3 separate regions of the Homo sapiens genome follow, and regions 1 and 3 are each linked to region 2. A link is an interaction called in ENCODE POLR2A ChIA-PET data of the cell type or tissue named here. Cell type or tissue: B cell. All regions are shown on one strand.

What was found. ChIA-PET counts read pairs that join two places held together with the same protein. Peaks named below come from ENCODE experiments on the same cell type or tissue, not always from the same donor. Only the 100,000 strongest peaks of a DNase experiment are listed, where the experiment ranks them.
Region 1: POLR2A ChIA-PET joins it to region 2 with 7 read pairs; 2 of 35 experiments call an interaction of 5 or more read pairs at or near these places.
Region 3: POLR2A ChIA-PET joins it to region 2 with 9 read pairs; 2 of 35 experiments call an interaction of 5 or more read pairs at or near these places.

What each region holds. Positions count from the first base shown.
Region 1 is chr14:68,271,123-68,273,622 of GRCh38, reverse strand. The region is part of intron 7 of RAD51B (RAD51 paralog B); the gene reads right to left. Among named protein-coding and RNA genes, the nearest start is that of RAD51B-AS1, 410 kb to the left of the region's middle. In B cell, no CTCF peak of the experiment used is centred here; a DNase peak (open chromatin) is centred at 1,412; H3K4me3 peaks cover 1,014 bases; H3K27ac peaks cover 2,234 bases.
Region 2 is chr14:68,756,673-68,759,172 of GRCh38, reverse strand. No RefSeq gene overlaps it. Among named protein-coding and RNA genes, the nearest start is that of ZFP36L1, 35 kb to the left of the region's middle. In B cell, no CTCF peak of the experiment used is centred here; a DNase peak (open chromatin) is centred at 1,372.
Region 3 is chr14:68,627,157-68,629,656 of GRCh38, reverse strand. LOC100996664 (a long non-coding RNA gene) reads left to right here and starts at 870. Exons shown (of 2, transcript NR_135816.1): 1 at 870-1,305; 2 at 2,307-2,500. It also overlaps a transcript of RAD51B not described here. RefSeq lists a silencer at 1,162-1,211. In B cell, no CTCF peak of the experiment used is centred here; DNase peaks (open chromatin) are centred at 746 and 1,246; H3K4me3 peaks cover 1,150 bases.

The sequences.
Region 1 (2,500 bases), 490 kb after region 2:
TGGTCACCTGACAGATAGATCTGCACTGTAGAGGTGGAACAGCAGGCTAACGGGGCCTGATAATATAAGCATTTGAATCACTTAACTCCCCTCACATCAATTCTGTACTTACCAAGCAACTGTCCAATAATTTGATTTGTCACTTAATTTGCCTTAAAGGGGAACTTAGGCAAGCCTATCCAGTGGATAGAACAGCTTAATTTTACACTGTAGGATCAATAATTTGGCATTCTATTTTTATAGCTCAGCCTGGTCCGGGAGCTTTGGGACCAAGAACAGGGCCAGGTTCACCTGAGAGTAATAGGCTTTTGGCCAAAAGCTGATCACCAGGCAAAAAACACCTTGGGAGACTTCCTGACTCTGGATAGCAGCCTCCTCCTGCTCAGGAGCTGCCCTAACCTTAGTGTCCTCATCACACTGCCTTAAGCAAAATCATAACCACCAGTTAATCTCAGTTATTCCCCTACATTACACTAAATAATCAAGAGACAATTGTGTCTGACCACTTGTAGGAAGACACAGTGGTCACTCGTGGCTCTTTTCAAGCAAAGATATTCTTCAACAGTTGCTTTCAGGACCCCACAGGACATCATGGGCAGAAGCCGAAGTTCTAGAACTTTTAAAATATAGAAAGTGTTGGGCCAGGCGCAGTGGCTCACGCCTGTAATCCCAGCACTTTGGGAGGCCGAGGCAGGCGGATCACCAGGTCAAGAGATCGAGACCATCCTGGCTAACACGGTGAAACCCCATCTCTACTAAAAATACAAAAAATTAGCCAGGCAAGGTGGTGGGCACCTGTAGTCCCAGCTACTGGGGAGGCTGAGGCAGGAGAATGGTGTGAACCCGGGGGCAGAGCCTGCAGTGAGCCGAGATCACGCCACTGCACTATAGCCTGGGTGACAGAGAGAGACTCCATCTCAAAAAAAAAAAAAAAAAAAAAAAAAAAAAAAAAAAAAATATATATATATATATATATATATATATATAAAGTGTTTATAAACAAAATACCATGGTAATAGAACATTTCAATTTTTTATACAGAAAACATAATAATAAGTATTATTGAGTACTTCCAAAGTGCTCTTTACATGTAGTATCTCATTTAATCTTCACAAAGCCCTAAGGTATAGGATCATTCTATTTGTCATATACATTTATTTATTTACAAAGATGGAAAATAAGATATGGCAACATTGAATAATTTGGTCAGGGTCATACAGCAGAATGGAGCAAGGATTCATAACTGGGTCGTCCACTTAGTGGGTGTGGTTCTCAGCGGCAGCGAAGTGTCTTGCTGAGAGTCACACAGCAAATGAGAAATAGAGCCAGGAAGAGGCATCTCTTGTCTTTTACTATAAGTCTGCAGAAGGAAGTGGAAGCCAATGAAACCCTTGAGACATTATAATCTCCCCTAAGTACAGCCACTACAGCCAATTCCATTAGCTCCAAACCAGCTGAGCAAATGCCTGAGTTATATTAAGCCCCCACAGTGATCACGTGGTGAAGAAATGCCTCTGTGCAACTGCATCCAAAAATTAGAAATTAAGTTCTGAAATCATAACAGAACTGTTGGTGACAGGGCAAAAAGTGTGGCACACAAAAATTGCTTGCTGTTTCATTTTCGAGTTGAAACAAGTATCTCACAAAGATAACTTCATGCATTTGCCTTACTTCCCCCTGGAGAAAGGAGAACAAAAAGAAAATGGCAAATTTGGGAGGCTCCCAGAGTTCTAATAAAGTTGTCCTTCATTTATTGTCAAGGCCACCATTTATTGAGCAATTACTATGATGTGTGAGCAATAAAGCTAAGCACCTTTCAAACATTATCATCATCGTCATCTTCAATTAATTAGTCCCTTGTTACGAGTTGATCAGTCTGCTAAGCACTACGCAGAGATTACCTCCTTTAATCCTGGCCACTCTCCTGTGAGGCAGGCCATAGTATTTTATACCCATTTGACAGGTAAAGAAAATGAGCTTAGAGGGCTTCTAAAAATTGTATAAGGTAATGGGAGAGCCATAACTGGAAGCTAAAGCCCAGAACCCATATCCATTGGACGATAAAGCCTTGTTTCTTACCTACCATGCTGTATTGCCTATTTATCTTTTTTTTTTATCTTCACAACACACTTTCAAGGTGCTATAATATTCATTTTATAGATGAGAAAAATGAGTCTCAGAGAGGTTAAATCACTTTCTAAAGACACACAGCTGGTAAGCAGCAAAGCTGGGATTCAAACCCAGGCTTGTTTTACTCCAAAGCCCAAGCTTTTCATCACTACACTACAGTATCTGTCTTTTCACTAGGATGTCAGTGCATTCATTTAATAAATATTTATCAAAGCCTTACTATGCACCAAGCACTGCTGTAGGCACTTGGGATACAATGTGAATAAAACAGATAGAAATCCTTCCCTGTAGTTTACATTCTAGTGGTGGGAGGCAGACAATAAACGTAATAAATGACAAATGATACAGTATGTTAGAAAGTGATCATTAC
Region 2 (2,500 bases):
CGGAATTCCTGGAAACCAGTCTGTCTCTGCCATTACCAAATGGTAGCCCTGGATCTGTGGCGGTCTCTCTGGGTCATGGTTTCTTCATGTGTAAAATGCAGAGGGGTGGCTCTTTAGGGTCCTTTCAGCCCTAACATTCTCTGCAGAAGCCAGTCACCAGGCCTGGGCTAGAAGAAACTGTTGGAAAGTGAGGCCTAGGGCCGGCCTGCATGGGTCTGAACGAGGAGACCTTGTGGGTGAGCTGGGGGTGATAGAAGCCAGTGGAGGGGAAGGGTCAGGGGGAGGGACTGGAAGTTAGGAGTTGGGATTAGGGAAGAGGGAATCGAGATCCCTGGCTAACCTGTCAGGACCTTGCCCATCTATCTGGGCTATCTCCAAAGAGGTTCCTAGAGCCCGAGCCCAAGGTCCTGCCTGGGGAGACCCTCTGAGGAGGCTGGAGTCAGCTACACCCCTCTGCTCAGGGAGATGAGCCTTCTTACCTGGCAGCCTCACCTGGCAAGCTCTCTGCTCAGTGGACCTTCCCCACCTGAGGCAGGGAAGGATAGAAATCCCCCAGCTGGGCCTTGCCATAGCTAGCCTGGGGTTAAAACTAGGCTCTCTAGGCAAACAGTGTCTTTGCTATCTTGTGTTTGGAACCCAGCATGGAGGAAAGGTGGAGTCCACAGCAGCCAGTTGTGTCCAGCGCAGCCTGCTGTGTTATCTTGGTGCAGGGCAGCTCACAGGGAGGCGGGCCTGCAGATAATGGCCAAACTGTGTTCACCCCGTTCATCAGACTCCTTCCCATCAGGGCCACTGCTTTTTCTTTAAACAATTACTGTGGAGCCAGCTCCAGTCCAGCTGCTTTGGGAGACCTAGGAATGTATTCTTTCTTTCATGGACCCGGGAGAGGGGTGGAGAGGTCTTGTGGTATCCTGGCAGATAATGCAACCTGTTTCAGTCTTGCCACTCACTTCTGGCAAGCCCTGTCTCCCCTCTGTGATCCAGTGTCTCCATCTTTAAAATAAGGAGGAGAGTCCCTTTGGCCACCCCTCTTCCCCTGGCTCATGAGGACATATGGGGATACATGAGGTCTTGTCTATCACAGAGCTGTGGGTCTTTAGGGAGGCCCTCAGAAAACACCAGCTGCTGTTGTTGGTTATGGGGATCTAGGTTCAAGAAGAGCCTGGTGGTGTTATTTATTACTCATGAAGTCCTGGCCACCATGCTGATCCCAGGCGGGACGTGGTTAGCCAGTCCTAGACTGAGCAGGAAGCCAAATGAACTTCCTTTTTTTTTTTTTCTTTTTTTAGAACAATCTCAAGAAGCCTGGTGCTCTGAGCCCTCAGAGTCAGCTGATGCCCCTTGCCCAGTAGCCAGGGTAGAGGTGGGGGTGTCAGTTTCTGCATCTAGGCCCCTGAGTATTCTTGGGAAATGACGCATGCTGTCACCAGCTGTACAGGCCATTACCCGTTGAAAAAATGTGACTGTGGGGGCCATTAGCCCCAAGAGTTCAGCACCCTCTGCAGTGGGAGGGTAAGAGCTACAGAGCTTAGGAAAGGTGCCTCCTATCAGCTGGAGACTAGAGCCTTAAACTCAGAGTCTGAAGGCGGATTGCACTTCTGCTGCATGCCAGCCACGTAATCCTTAGGAGGAATGAAAGCTCTCTATGCCTTTGTTTCCCCATCTGTAAAACCAGCACTGTAAAAGAATAATACGTGCCTTGTAGGGTTGTTACAAGAAGAAAACATAATCTAAAATGTTAATGGATGGTCCTAGTAGAACATTTGGTGCGTAGAAAATGCTCAGTAAGTGAAATAGAAGGGAGAGAAGCTAGGATGTGAGTTTAAGACATGTGGACAGAGAACATCCCAACAAGCTGTCCTAATCTTGAAATGCATGAACTGAAAATAGCGTGGGCTGCAGGTCCCCCAAGCACAGACTCAATGGCATGGCTGATGACATTAGTCCAGGGCTGTCCAGCCTGGGCAACAGCATTCTTATTTGGATTAAGGGAATAGAAGTTGCAGAGTAGAAGCAGCTTCCTAGAAGGATCCACCGTCCTTCCACCGAAGCCCACAAGCAGGTGAGGTGAGCTCCTTCAGGCCCAGAGCTCAGAGGCCTTTATAGATAGGTGTGAGGAGCCAGAGTGGGTTTTGTGGTCAGAGCCCAAGGCTAGGCATGGAGAATTCTGTTTTCCTGAAGCTGGCTGTTTCGTCACCTGGGACAAATTTCCTAACCAGTCATCCCCAGGTAAAGGGGAAGGCCGCAGACAATGGGCTTTTGGCCTTCTGCTTCTGAGCCCACTGATCTTGATGTGTCATTTGACCTCTCAGCTGTGGTTACCCCTGTGGGAGATGGGGATCATAACCAACTCTCCTGGAGGAGGGTGGTGAGAATGGAATGATGCGATGGCTGAGGTCCCCGCGTGCATCTGCATGGCCAGGTGAATGAAAGGGGGTGCTGTGAAGAGCCATCTACACCTCTGTCAAGGGGCAGGGACTGGTCACCACTAGGATCTTCT
Region 3 (2,500 bases), 130 kb after region 2:
ACAAAACGATAAAGCTATTTGCTTCTGAATCCAACCCTCCCAAGCCAGTTCCTCCTTCACCTGCCCTGGATGGAAGGGCAGCAATTTCCCTTCAAGATGCTGAGGGTATGAAAGCTTTGTTCGCAAGCTGGGGTATGAACACCTCCTTTTTAAGAATAAACGTTAAGACCAAGCACACACTTTTCAGAGCTGCTAACGCCCACATTTTGTGTCTAGCTTTGGGTTTCCAAGACCCAATGTGAAATGCAGTGCTTTCTCTACCTTTAAAGAAGAAAATGGGAAAGAGAGGTGGGTTTTGGGGTTCTTATTTTGCAAACCCCCTGGAGACAATGCAAAAACTCCTCCTCTGCAGCAGCAGGTAAACACCTGAGCTGGGAAGGAAAGCTACCTGGTAGTCCCAATGAATGCCAGCAAGACAAGGGCAGGGAAGAGGCGGGGCAGCTTCTCTGTCAGCTGAAGGCTTACTTTTGTTTGAACAATGTCCCAACCTCAGGAGGGAGGGACAAAACCAAGAATGGTGTGATTTCCCCTGGGGGCCACTGCTAAAATGAAGTTGGGCATCGTGTGGGGCTGGAAGCTGTGGCTGCAGGAAGCCAGGGGTGATGGCCTTCCTGCAGCCGTCTCTCGAGCCCCGAACTTGCGGGAAGAAAGGACTGCCCCCTTCCAACCCGTTCGGGTTGGTTTGCGCTGGAACGCCACGCTTTTCAAAGTGTCTGAGTGATAGGTACTTTCTAAATATGTACAGCGATGGCCTGATAAGCAACTAAGCGTCTGGCTTCGCGGGTTCATGCCCGAGGCTGTGCGGTCGGGGGAGGCTGGGGGCTCAGCCGAAACCTCAGCTCCTCCTTACAGGCCTGGTTTGGAAACGGGCTGTACACTGCTGGGGGCCCCACTTTCCAATGTTTACTTCTGAGATTGGAAGAAGAAGACAAGAAACACCTCCTCACCCCCTACCCTCTGCCTCCACGCCCGCGACTCAGCCCAGGTGACCCAAACGGCAGAGTCAACTTGGCGCAACCGGAGCGTCCCCATCGCGCCGGCCACCCCCAGCCCCCTTCGCCCCTCGCTTGGCCCCACAATGCGCCGTTGTGCCGCGCCTGCCGTCAGGCCGGGGATTTGGAGCAGGGATGGGGGGAATATTCGTCAGATATTTAAAACAGAGCCGAGAGAACAAAGCAGGCCTTTGTGCAGCAGGGCGGCCCGGGAGCTGGGAGCCGCCGGCCCCCAAGCACTGTGCTGGGCCAGGAGAGTGCGCATGCGCGCGGCGACCTGTGCGCTCGGGTTCTGTGCCGGCTTTTACCCCAGGTAAGCGGGGCGCTGCGTTAACCCCTTCCCATCCCGCGCCCCGGGGCGGCCCGAGGCAGAAGCTGGCTCTAGTCTGCTGGCTGCTGCATGTTTAGCCGAAAAAAGAAATAGTCATCTTCCATGTTTCTATAGGACACACAGCTCAAGATAAAATGATACACCACTTGAGAACCCAAATTTTCAATGACTGGAAAGACTGGGACACTTGGGTCATGTAAAAACCAAGACATTTGGAAGATGCGCCATCTTCGGATGCTAGAAGATGGAAACTTTTGATAGGCGTGGGCTTCTTCCGCCTTGTTTATGCTGGGTGAACGGCTCTTTCATTTTTCTGTTCACTGTCACTTGGAATTTGGAAGACATACTGGTTGTCGTCAAGGGCCTGGCTTTTGTTTTGGGTTGTGGGCTGACTGGATGGTGTTTATTTAAAAAAAAATAACTGAATAGCTAAATACAAGTGAAGTGTGCATGGTACAAAGATGACATTGTGTCATGAACCAAGAAATGTATAATTAATGAAATTTTATGCAGAAGAAAGAAAGAAGAGGAAATTAGTAGCTATTTAAATACATTGTGTTGTTGGGGAAGGAGATAAGGTTTCTGAAGTAGGGTAGACTAGGAGTGAGTTGGGGGGAGGTGGCATGTGCAAAGTACCCCAGTTCTGCTTTATATGGACAGTGATTGCACCCCATAGGTAATGGGGACTGGCAGACAGAGGCTGTGGGAAGCCAACGGCAGGCTTAGAAGTGAGTTATTGTGCTTGAATTATTCAGATGGGTGAGAAAGGCAGTCCCAACCAGATGATTTCACAGCCTTCCAAACGCGGCTCCTGGAGCATGTCCAGTGAGGTTAGATGGATCTCCCCCATCAGACAAGTCAGGGGGAGTGCAAGGACTCAAAGGAGGTCTCGTGACTTGTATGCTAGGAGTCTGCAGTAGCCCACCCTGCTCCAACTGTGGACACACATCTGAGGAATTTATGGCTTTCTTTTTCCTTCATAGCTGAATAACCTGGTGGTCACAAGAAAGCAAAGGGATTTTTATGTGACATCATCTTGGCAAGAAGCTCCCTTACCAACCTTGACCTCCAGGTCTCCATGGCAACTGCTGCTGGGACATCATTGGCACCAGATTGTGTCCCTTAAAGGCCACACTGCAGCAAGGGCAGATAAACAATTTCATGGCAACAGTCACGT